2 separate regions of the Homo sapiens genome follow, and region 1 is linked to region 2. Evidence: read pairs that join two places in POLR2A ChIA-PET (ENCODE). Cell type or tissue: PC-3. All regions are shown on one strand. Links, peaks and the distances in the headings refer to the core of each region. The heading gives the core; the rest is flanking DNA.

Region 1 (4,407 bases), core at 318-4,317, 120 kb after region 2:
TCTCCTGATCCTGACCTCTGTCAAGCACTGGTCTATTTTCCATTTCTATAATATTGGCATTTCAGGAATACTATGTAAATGTAATTTTACAGCATGTTACTTTTGAGACTGGCTCTTTTCACTCCGCATAATTCCTTTGAGATCCATCAAAGGTGTCATGGTGATCAATAGTTTGTTCTTTTGCTGAGTAATATTCAATTGTAGCAGATACAATGATTCCTCCCACTTTATTAACCTTTTTCAAAACTGTTTTTAACTACTCTAGTTTCTTTGCTTTTCCATATAAATTTTATAATGCTTTTGTCTATGTCTATGTCTAAATAAAACTCACTAGGATTTTAATAAGGACTGCATTAAGCCTACAGACCAATTTTCGGTGAAGTGACACATTTAATATGTTCCAATCCATGAATATAGGATGTCTCTTATTATGTCGTTTATTTAGATTTTTTAAATTTTCTATCATTATCATTTTAAAATTTTAGCATGAGGATTCTTTACATATTTTATTAGATTTGTAACTAAGTTTTCATTTTCAGTGGAGCAATCGTAAATGTTTCACACATACTCATAACCAGTATATAGGAGTGGATTGACTTTGTATGTTGATCTGGTAACATGCACCCTTGCTTAACTCACTTATTAGTTCAAGGAGGTTGGTATTTGTTTGTGTTTTCTTTTTGTAGATTTATTAGGATTATTTGCATAGACAATTATTCATCTATACATAAAGATGGCTGTATTTCTCTCTTTTCAATGTGTATGCCTTTTTTGTGCTCGGTTTTATTATTTTTTGATGTTTGATATTGTGGATAGGTAAGTAACGATACCAATATTTCTAACAATAATATCTGCACAATTTAATTTCTTGTTAGAAAGGACAATTATCAATTTGAATAAGATGAATTATGTAAAGGAAATAATAGTGTAAACATTCTCTAAACTGTTTTATTTTATAATCACCTAAAATCAGTACCCAAAATAACATTAGTAACATTGGTAATGGAGTTCATTTAGCGGGTTCTGCTCAACTGTGGCAAGTATGTAAAAAACAAAACAACAACAACAACAACAAAAAAACCTTTGTTCTCTCAGTGACATTTAATTCCTTAGAAACAAATCCAAATAAACATATCTAGTACTTGAATCTATTAAGGTTTGTAATCTTAATAAAGAAGCTTTTATTTTAATCACTTCAAATAGAAGTGAATCTTATTGCTGAAAATTAATTATAATCAAGAATTTGGATCTATTACAAAATTAAAACTCTATAAATTCTTATTTCTAAATGACTAAATGAGAAAAATAAATATTACAAAAGTTTCATTCTGTCTTATAACAATAACTTCAAAAACGAAATTTAATATAATCCCAGCTTTGCCTTTATATTAGGGAACTCATATATTGCCACACTTGGAATCAGGGCTTCATACAGTGGATTTATTATTAATACATACAGGAGAGCAAGTTCCAAAATGTGGTAGATAAAATATTGGTCAACAGAAATGTTCTAAAGGAAAGATTTTCATTAATTAATTTAGTTTGTAATAAATACATAAAGCATTTTTCTTAAGATTATTTCTACTTTATTAAATTATCTACACAAACCTGCACTACTGAAAACTGTTTAACTTTCTTATAAACTTCCAAGCTACAAGAGGCCTTTACAGTGAATTAATGTCATAATTTTATGTTATCGAGAACTGTTTATTTTGTTTCCATAAAGCTGTATACCCAACGTATTATTCTAAAGTAAACTGCCATAATGAAGGGATTATTTTGAACTACTTTATCAGTTGTCCCTTCATTCTAATCATTACTCTGCTATTTAATTAATATTCCAGAAATAAAATTCCTCTTACCAGAACATTTGCTGCATTTTGTTTTTCTCTTTATACTAATGAAAAGTTAGTTAATGTGTCTCTATTCCAAACAGTATCACACCAATCTTCATGGGAAACTGTCCATGTTATTGTCTTAGCAATAACTAGTTGAGTCATCTTTCAATAAAATCATGTCGAAAAGGTTGACTCAGTTGAATGCAACCCCTGGCTTATATCTCTTTTGGAATGTCTTTGTATTTGCATAGTCATTCCCAGATCTGCTAACTCCAGAACACACTTTTTCTGACTTTTTTTTTTGAGATGGAGTCTCGTCCTGTTGCCCAGACTGGAGTGCAATGGCGAGATCTCGGCTCACTAACCTCCGCCTCCTGGGTTCAAATGATTCTCCTGCCTCAGCCTCCCAAGTAGCTGGGATCACAGGCACCTGCCAGTATGCCCAGCTAATTCTGTATGCTTTTAGTAGAGACGGGGTTTTGCCATGTTGGCCAGGCTGCTATCAAACTCCTGACCTTGTGATCTGCCCCCCTCAGCCTCCCTAAGGGCTGGGATTACAGGCGTGAGCCACGTGCCAAGCTTTCTGGCTTTTAATGACTAACCGAATCAGCATTTGGCATTCTAAAATATAACAAATGTTAAAAGCAAAATAAATTTTCCTTTTATACATATGTTTGAGCTTTGGAATTTTTCTTCTAGGGTTTACAAAATTTCACTTTCTGCTTACATACCTCTCAACAAAGAATTAATAGTTTAAAGCATTGATAAGACATACTAATGAGATAACAAGGTATAAAATATTACTAACATTGTTATGAGGCAAAGTGCACTTTACTTAAACTTATTTTCTTCGGTTACTTAAAGAAAACTCCTTTAATCATTCTAATACGTTTTGAATTTTATTTACAGATCACATAAGATGCCTTCCCAATAAGCCGAGGAAGTAGCTGTGTTTGCATCTGAGAAATATCTAGACTTCTTAGTACATACAGACCTAGAGCAGATCATTCCATTAAATACTCAAGAACAAGCCTGGTAAGATTTTCGAAAATGCAGGTATTGAGACCAACTAAATAGAATGGGGATTTTGCATGAATTTGCTCAAGGAATTAAGGGTTAGGAATTAAATGATGATTAGAGCTATAAGGAAATGTGTAGATAATTCTCTCGTTCTGTCATTCTAAGGAAAAAGCTATGATTTTTGCTTGGTTATTTACAAATAAAATTAGCTTAACAAAGTTCATAGAAAAATTATCTAAACATACTAGCCTAGCATGCAGCTACCTCACTTGGGACCAGATATTCAGCCACTCATAACATGCTCTGGAATTCTTGGAATCTTCAAGTTGGAAATCTGATTGGGCAGTTGAGACTACAGGTTGGAGAGCCTCTGGATTTCATAACTCCTTGAAAAATATGAAGATGTATTATTGCCACCATGTGTAAATGCCTCAAATTTAATGCTGAGGGTAGTTTGACTCTTTTATTTGCAAATAACAAAAAAACTTGTCAACGTATCTCAAATAATTTAGAAGTTGTAAGAATCAACATTGTGGTGCATACATACTAAATTCTCTTTCCAGTCCATCTACTCCAAAAACTACCCTCTTTTAACATGGGTGTCACTCCCCACATCTTTGTTCTTCCCAAGGAATCATCAATGGTACACCTAAAAAAGGTAGACTAATCAAATATTTTTTCCTATGAATAAATAATTTTAAACTAAATGATAGACTGGTTTTGCAGGACCTGTGTTATATTAATGTTAGCATATTAAGGAAAGTTTTATAAAATTTTGCTTTTCCCCTGTCTGGTGGCCCAACTCTTTGATGGAATGGAATATATAATAGGCCTAAGTGTACCACGATAAATTCATATTTTTACATAAGTCATTTGTAACCAAAAGAATCTTAAATTACACGTATGGACATGCAAATTTATAAAATACTGAACAATCAAAGCTGAACAACATGAACTGAGAGAAATATGAAACCTGAATAAAACTGGAATCTATGGAAATACTGACTCTAAAATTTTCACTCCATGCTCCACCATTGATGAGGCTCAGCTAAATTTGTAGTCCTTCTTTGGGTAAATTTATGATAGGATATCTCAACCTCTACTATTAATTTTTCCACTGAAGCAGAATTTCAGCTTTTTAGAAATTATGATTTGTTGTAATCCCTTATAGTCCTGACTTTCTACCTATGACTTCTTCTTAGCTTACATTCTCATTGCTAACTTGTTTTCATTTTCATCAAACTAGTTAAATGTCTAAGAAGGAAAATTGCTATTTCTTGTCTCGGTTGCCATGGATAGGTGGCCAACCAGTGGACTGACTGCCCTTAAGTTAACTGATGGTCCCTTGTAGATTCAACTGTGAGAACTCAGTGTTTGTAGAGTTCACCCATTTCACCATAGTCTAGGATATAACTGGCCTTTTTGAGGCCTGTCTAGTAAAATGGCAGAGTTATTAACCACAGAAGCCTTAGAATTAGAAAGGGTTGAGCTTAAAGGAAAATTATTCCAAAGCTAAAATTAATTTTGTTTTAATATAGAATGGCAGCAT
Region 2 (4,407 bases), core at 284-4,283:
GTCTGAGGGATTTTGTCTGCGTCTTGTCCTGCTACACCACCAGGTGAAGAAGGAAGTGTTTGCTTCTTCTTCCACCATGATTGTAAGTGTGCTGAGGCCTCCCAAGGCATGTGGAATGGTGAGTCAATTAAACCTCTTTCCTTTATAAATTACTCAGTCTTGTTTATGTTCTTATAGCAGCATGAAAATGAACTAATACAGTAAATAAATAAATATATACATGCACACACACAAACACCATGACCAAATGATCAAGTCAAGTCTATTTCAGGGATAAGCGCAAGGTAATTTCAATATTCACAAATGTAAATCAATATTCACCACAACAGGTTAAAGAAGAAAAATCACATAATTATGCCAATTGATGCAGAAAAAGCATTTGAAAAAGTCAGCACCCATCCATGATAAATAGTTCTCAGAAAAACAGGAATAGAGAGAAACTTCCTCAACATGATAAAGGCATTAAAAAATCTATATCTAATTTAGCACTTTGTTGTGAACAGATGAGAAAGGAAAAAATAAAACTGTTCTTACTTGGAGATGGCATAATTATCTACATAAAAACAAAACAAAAAATCTGCAAGAAGATACCTTCTAGAGTCAATATGTAAGTTCACATAAATATATGAAAATAAATTGCATTTATGTACTAGCAACACACATGTCAAAATATCCAGTCAATAGTCTAGTCATGATATTAATATATAGTTTTACAAGATGTTACTATTGGGGAAAACTGGGTAAAGGAACAAGGGATATTTCCCTGTAATTTCTAAGAACTGCATATAAATCTACAATTACCTCAAAAGTTTAAATTAAAAAGGTGTTTAGTTTAACTGTTTACAATGGCCTGCTTCGATTTGGAGAAAATTTTACTCTTATTATTTCTTCTATTGCTTTAATTTTCTGCCTAATTATGTATTCACATTATAATCAGTAAAAAATATTTTACTTCAGAAAAAAAGCAGACAAAGTATGCAAAAACATAAAGAAAAACATCATAAAAATGCTTTATGAATAAATTATAAATTTCAGGTAGTGCTAGAAAGGGTAGTTCTTATACAGATATTTAAAGAACATGTAGATGTAACATGAATAGAATCAAAAAGGATTATCTCCATGGAGCTAAAGTAACATTTTAAGAAGAGCATACTTAAAATACATTTTAAAAAATAATTTTCTTTTAAAAAAAGAAACTTGGGAGCATTTTTAAATTTTCTTTGTACGTTAAACTGTGTGATTAATTAGAAATTTAGAAGATCTAACAGGGCAAATATCTGATTATCATATGAATATGGAAAGTGGGCAAGAAGTTACACTGAATATTCTGTTAGCTCTCAAGAGCAAGGGGAAAAACAATTCTAGAGATTCAGTCTTTGCAGTAGAAAAAACTAAACATACATTGCATCATTGTGTAGCAGAGTCTAATGTTAGAGAAGGCAAATGGAGAATCCCAACAACACCCACGTTATAGTTATAAATGAGTCTGTGCAATGGAGATTTTTGATTTTGATGTAAAATTTGGTACAGATGAATCGCTGAGGTGCAGTTTAAAGAAGGTATATAAAGTATGAATACTACAGTATCCTTTGACATTCCCTTTTTGAACATGCAGCTTCAAGCAGATATTTTCCATTCCAAATGAAGGAAACTAAATTCAAAATAGTTTAATCTAAACATGGGATGGATTGGAAGGATATAAGATAGCTGCAAAAATTAAAGGAAGAACTGCAGGAACCGGGCATCTCAGAGGCATTAGAGTATGAATCTGAGGATTTGTTCCTGTAAGACTCCTTCTGCTTCTTGTATACTTCTTGGGCTTTGTCACATGAAAAAGACTTGCTCCCTGAAGGGTTTTTTAGACTACATTTAATACTTGATATCCAAAAGAGAAGAGAGAATTCTTCCTGCTAGTTCTACTTAGAAAAACCCCACAGAACTCTGCTTTTCCTAACTTGAATCATGTGACTACTCCCATACTGGCAATTTGGCCAGATTAATGAATGCTAGCCATGACTCACCTCACTTATGTCACATATCCAACCTACAAGAAGGAGAGAGAAATGTTCTGGGCAGACTAAAATAATGTGTTCTACAGAGACAACATTATAAGCAGGATCAGAGGAAAGTGACATAAGGATAAACTGACTTGAGAAAGAAAGTGAGAAAATAGCCAGAGGGTTCTTTCCCTTGTTTTATTTTTGCCATATTTTTTCCACTGGGGCACTCAAATATTCTCTTCTTTTTTTGTTCATAAAAGACTAGCATTGAGAATTTCATTTAATTAGCCCAAATGTGTTAAATGAGAACGATTTCAAAAAATGGACTCTTTCCTTATTCTTAATTATTATAGTAAACATAAAAGCAAATCACACTTTTTCAGTATTGAAAATAAATAGTAGACACTAGATAACAGAGTACTTGGTAATAATTTGTGGGGAAATAATTACTATGGCTACGGTTTGAATGTATTTGTCCCTCCCAAAACTCATGTTGAAATTTAATCCCCAGTGCAACAATGTTGAGTGGTGAGACCTAACAGGAGATTTTTAGGTAGTGAGGTTCAATCCTCTTGAATGGATTAATGCCACAATAAAAAGGACTTGTTAAGTGGGTTCTTTCTCTTTTGCTTTTCTGCCACATGAGGATATAACATTTGTATCCATAGCAAGAAGGCCCTCACTAGACACCAGATGCCAGCACTTTAATATTTAACCTCTCAGTGGTTAAAAGGACAGTGAGAAATAAGTCTTTGTTCTTTACAAATTACCCAGTTTGTCATATATACCCAAAGGAATATAAATCATTCTATTGTAAAGACACATGCACATGTATGCTTATTGAGGCACTATTTCCAATAGCAAAAACACAGAATCAACACAAATGCCCATTAATGATAGACTGGATAAAGAAAACGTGGTACCTATACACCATGGAATACTATGCTGCCATGAAAAAAGAGAGTTCACGTCCTTTCCAGGGACACGGATGAAGCTGGAAGCCATCATCCTCAGCAAACTAACACAGGAACAGAAAACCAAACACTGCATGTTCTCACTCATAAGTGGGAGTTGACATTAAGAACACACGGACACAGAGAGGGAAACAATACACACCAGGGCCTGTTGGGGGTGAGGGGTGAGGGGAGGGAACTTAGTGGATAGGTCAATATGTGCAGCAAACCACCATGGCACTCGTATACCTATGTAACAAACCTAAACATTCTGTACATATATCCTGTTATTCTTTTTTAGAAGAAATAAAGAAAAAACATAAATTACCCAGTTTGTCATATTGTGTTATAGCAACATAAAACTAAGACAGAAGTGGGTACCAGGAGTTGGGAGTTGCTATGACAACTAAAAATGTGGAAGTGGCTTTGGAACTGGGTAATAAATAGAGGCTGAAATAATTTGAAGGAACAATATAGAAAAAACCTATATTGCCATGAACAGAGCATTAAAGGTGATTCTGGTGAGGGCTCAGAAGAGGATAGCTGTAGAGGGAGCCTAATTCTTAGAAGTTTTTCTAGGTGATTATGAACAGAATGTTCATAGAAATATGTACAGTAAAGGCCATTCTGATAAGGTCTCAGACAGAGATGAGGAACAAGACATTGGGAACTGGAGGAAAAGCCATCTGTGATGGTTAATATTGAGTGTCAACTTCATTGGACTGACGGATGCAAAGTATTGTTCCTGGGTGTGTCTGTGAGGGTGTTGCCAAAGAGATTAATATTTGAGTCAGTGGACTGGGGGAGCAGACCCACCCTCTGTCTGGGTGGGCACCATCTAATTAGCTGCCTGTGTGAGCAGGATAAAGCAGGCAGAAGAAATTGGAAAGAGCAGACTTGCTGAGCCTTCTGGCCTTCATCTTTTTCTGTGCTGGATGCTTCCTGCCCTCAAACATCAGACTCCAATTTCTTCAGCTTTTGGAGTCTTGGACTTTGTATTAGTCTGTTCTCATGCTGCTAATAAAGACATACCCAAGACTAGGAAAAAGAGGTTTAATGAACTCACAGTTCTACATGGCTGGGGGAGCCTCACAGTCATGGCAGAAGGCAAAAGAGGAAAAAGGCATGTCTTACATGGCAGCAGGCAAGAGAATGAGTGCCAGCAGAGGAAATGCCAGACACTTACAAAACCATCAGATCTCGAAAGAACTCACTATCATAAGAACAGTATGGGGAAAGCTGCCACCTGGTCCCCGCCCTTGACATCTTGGGGATTATTACAATTCAAAGTGAGATTTGGGTGGGGACACAGAACCAAACCATATCAGACTTACACCAGTGAATTGCAAGGGGCTCTTGGGCCTTCAGCTACAGACTGAAGGCTGTACTCTTGGCTTCCCTACTTTTGAGGTTTTGGGACTTGGACTGGCTTCCTTGCTCCTCAGCTTGCAGAT

What was found. ChIA-PET counts read pairs that join two places held together with the same protein. Peaks named below come from ENCODE experiments on the same cell type or tissue, not always from the same donor. Only the 100,000 strongest peaks of a DNase experiment are listed, where the experiment ranks them.
Region 1: POLR2A ChIA-PET joins it to region 2 with 5 read pairs; 3 of 35 experiments call an interaction of 5 or more read pairs at or near these places.

The regions. Positions count from the first base shown.
Region 1 is chr2:188,156,503-188,160,909 of GRCh38, forward strand. All of the region lies in intron 2 of LINC01090 (long intergenic non-protein coding RNA 1090), which reads right to left. Among named protein-coding and RNA genes, the nearest start is that of LINC01090, 130 kb to the right of the region's middle. In PC-3, for the core only: no CTCF peak of the experiment used is centred there; a DNase peak (open chromatin) is centred at 2,039; H3K27ac peaks cover 1,205 bases.
Region 2 is chr2:188,040,608-188,045,014 of GRCh38, forward strand. All of the region lies in intron 2 of LINC01090 (long intergenic non-protein coding RNA 1090), which reads right to left. Among named protein-coding and RNA genes, the nearest start is that of LINC01090, 240 kb to the right of the region's middle. In PC-3, for the core only: no CTCF peak of the experiment used is centred there; no DNase peak of the experiment used is centred there.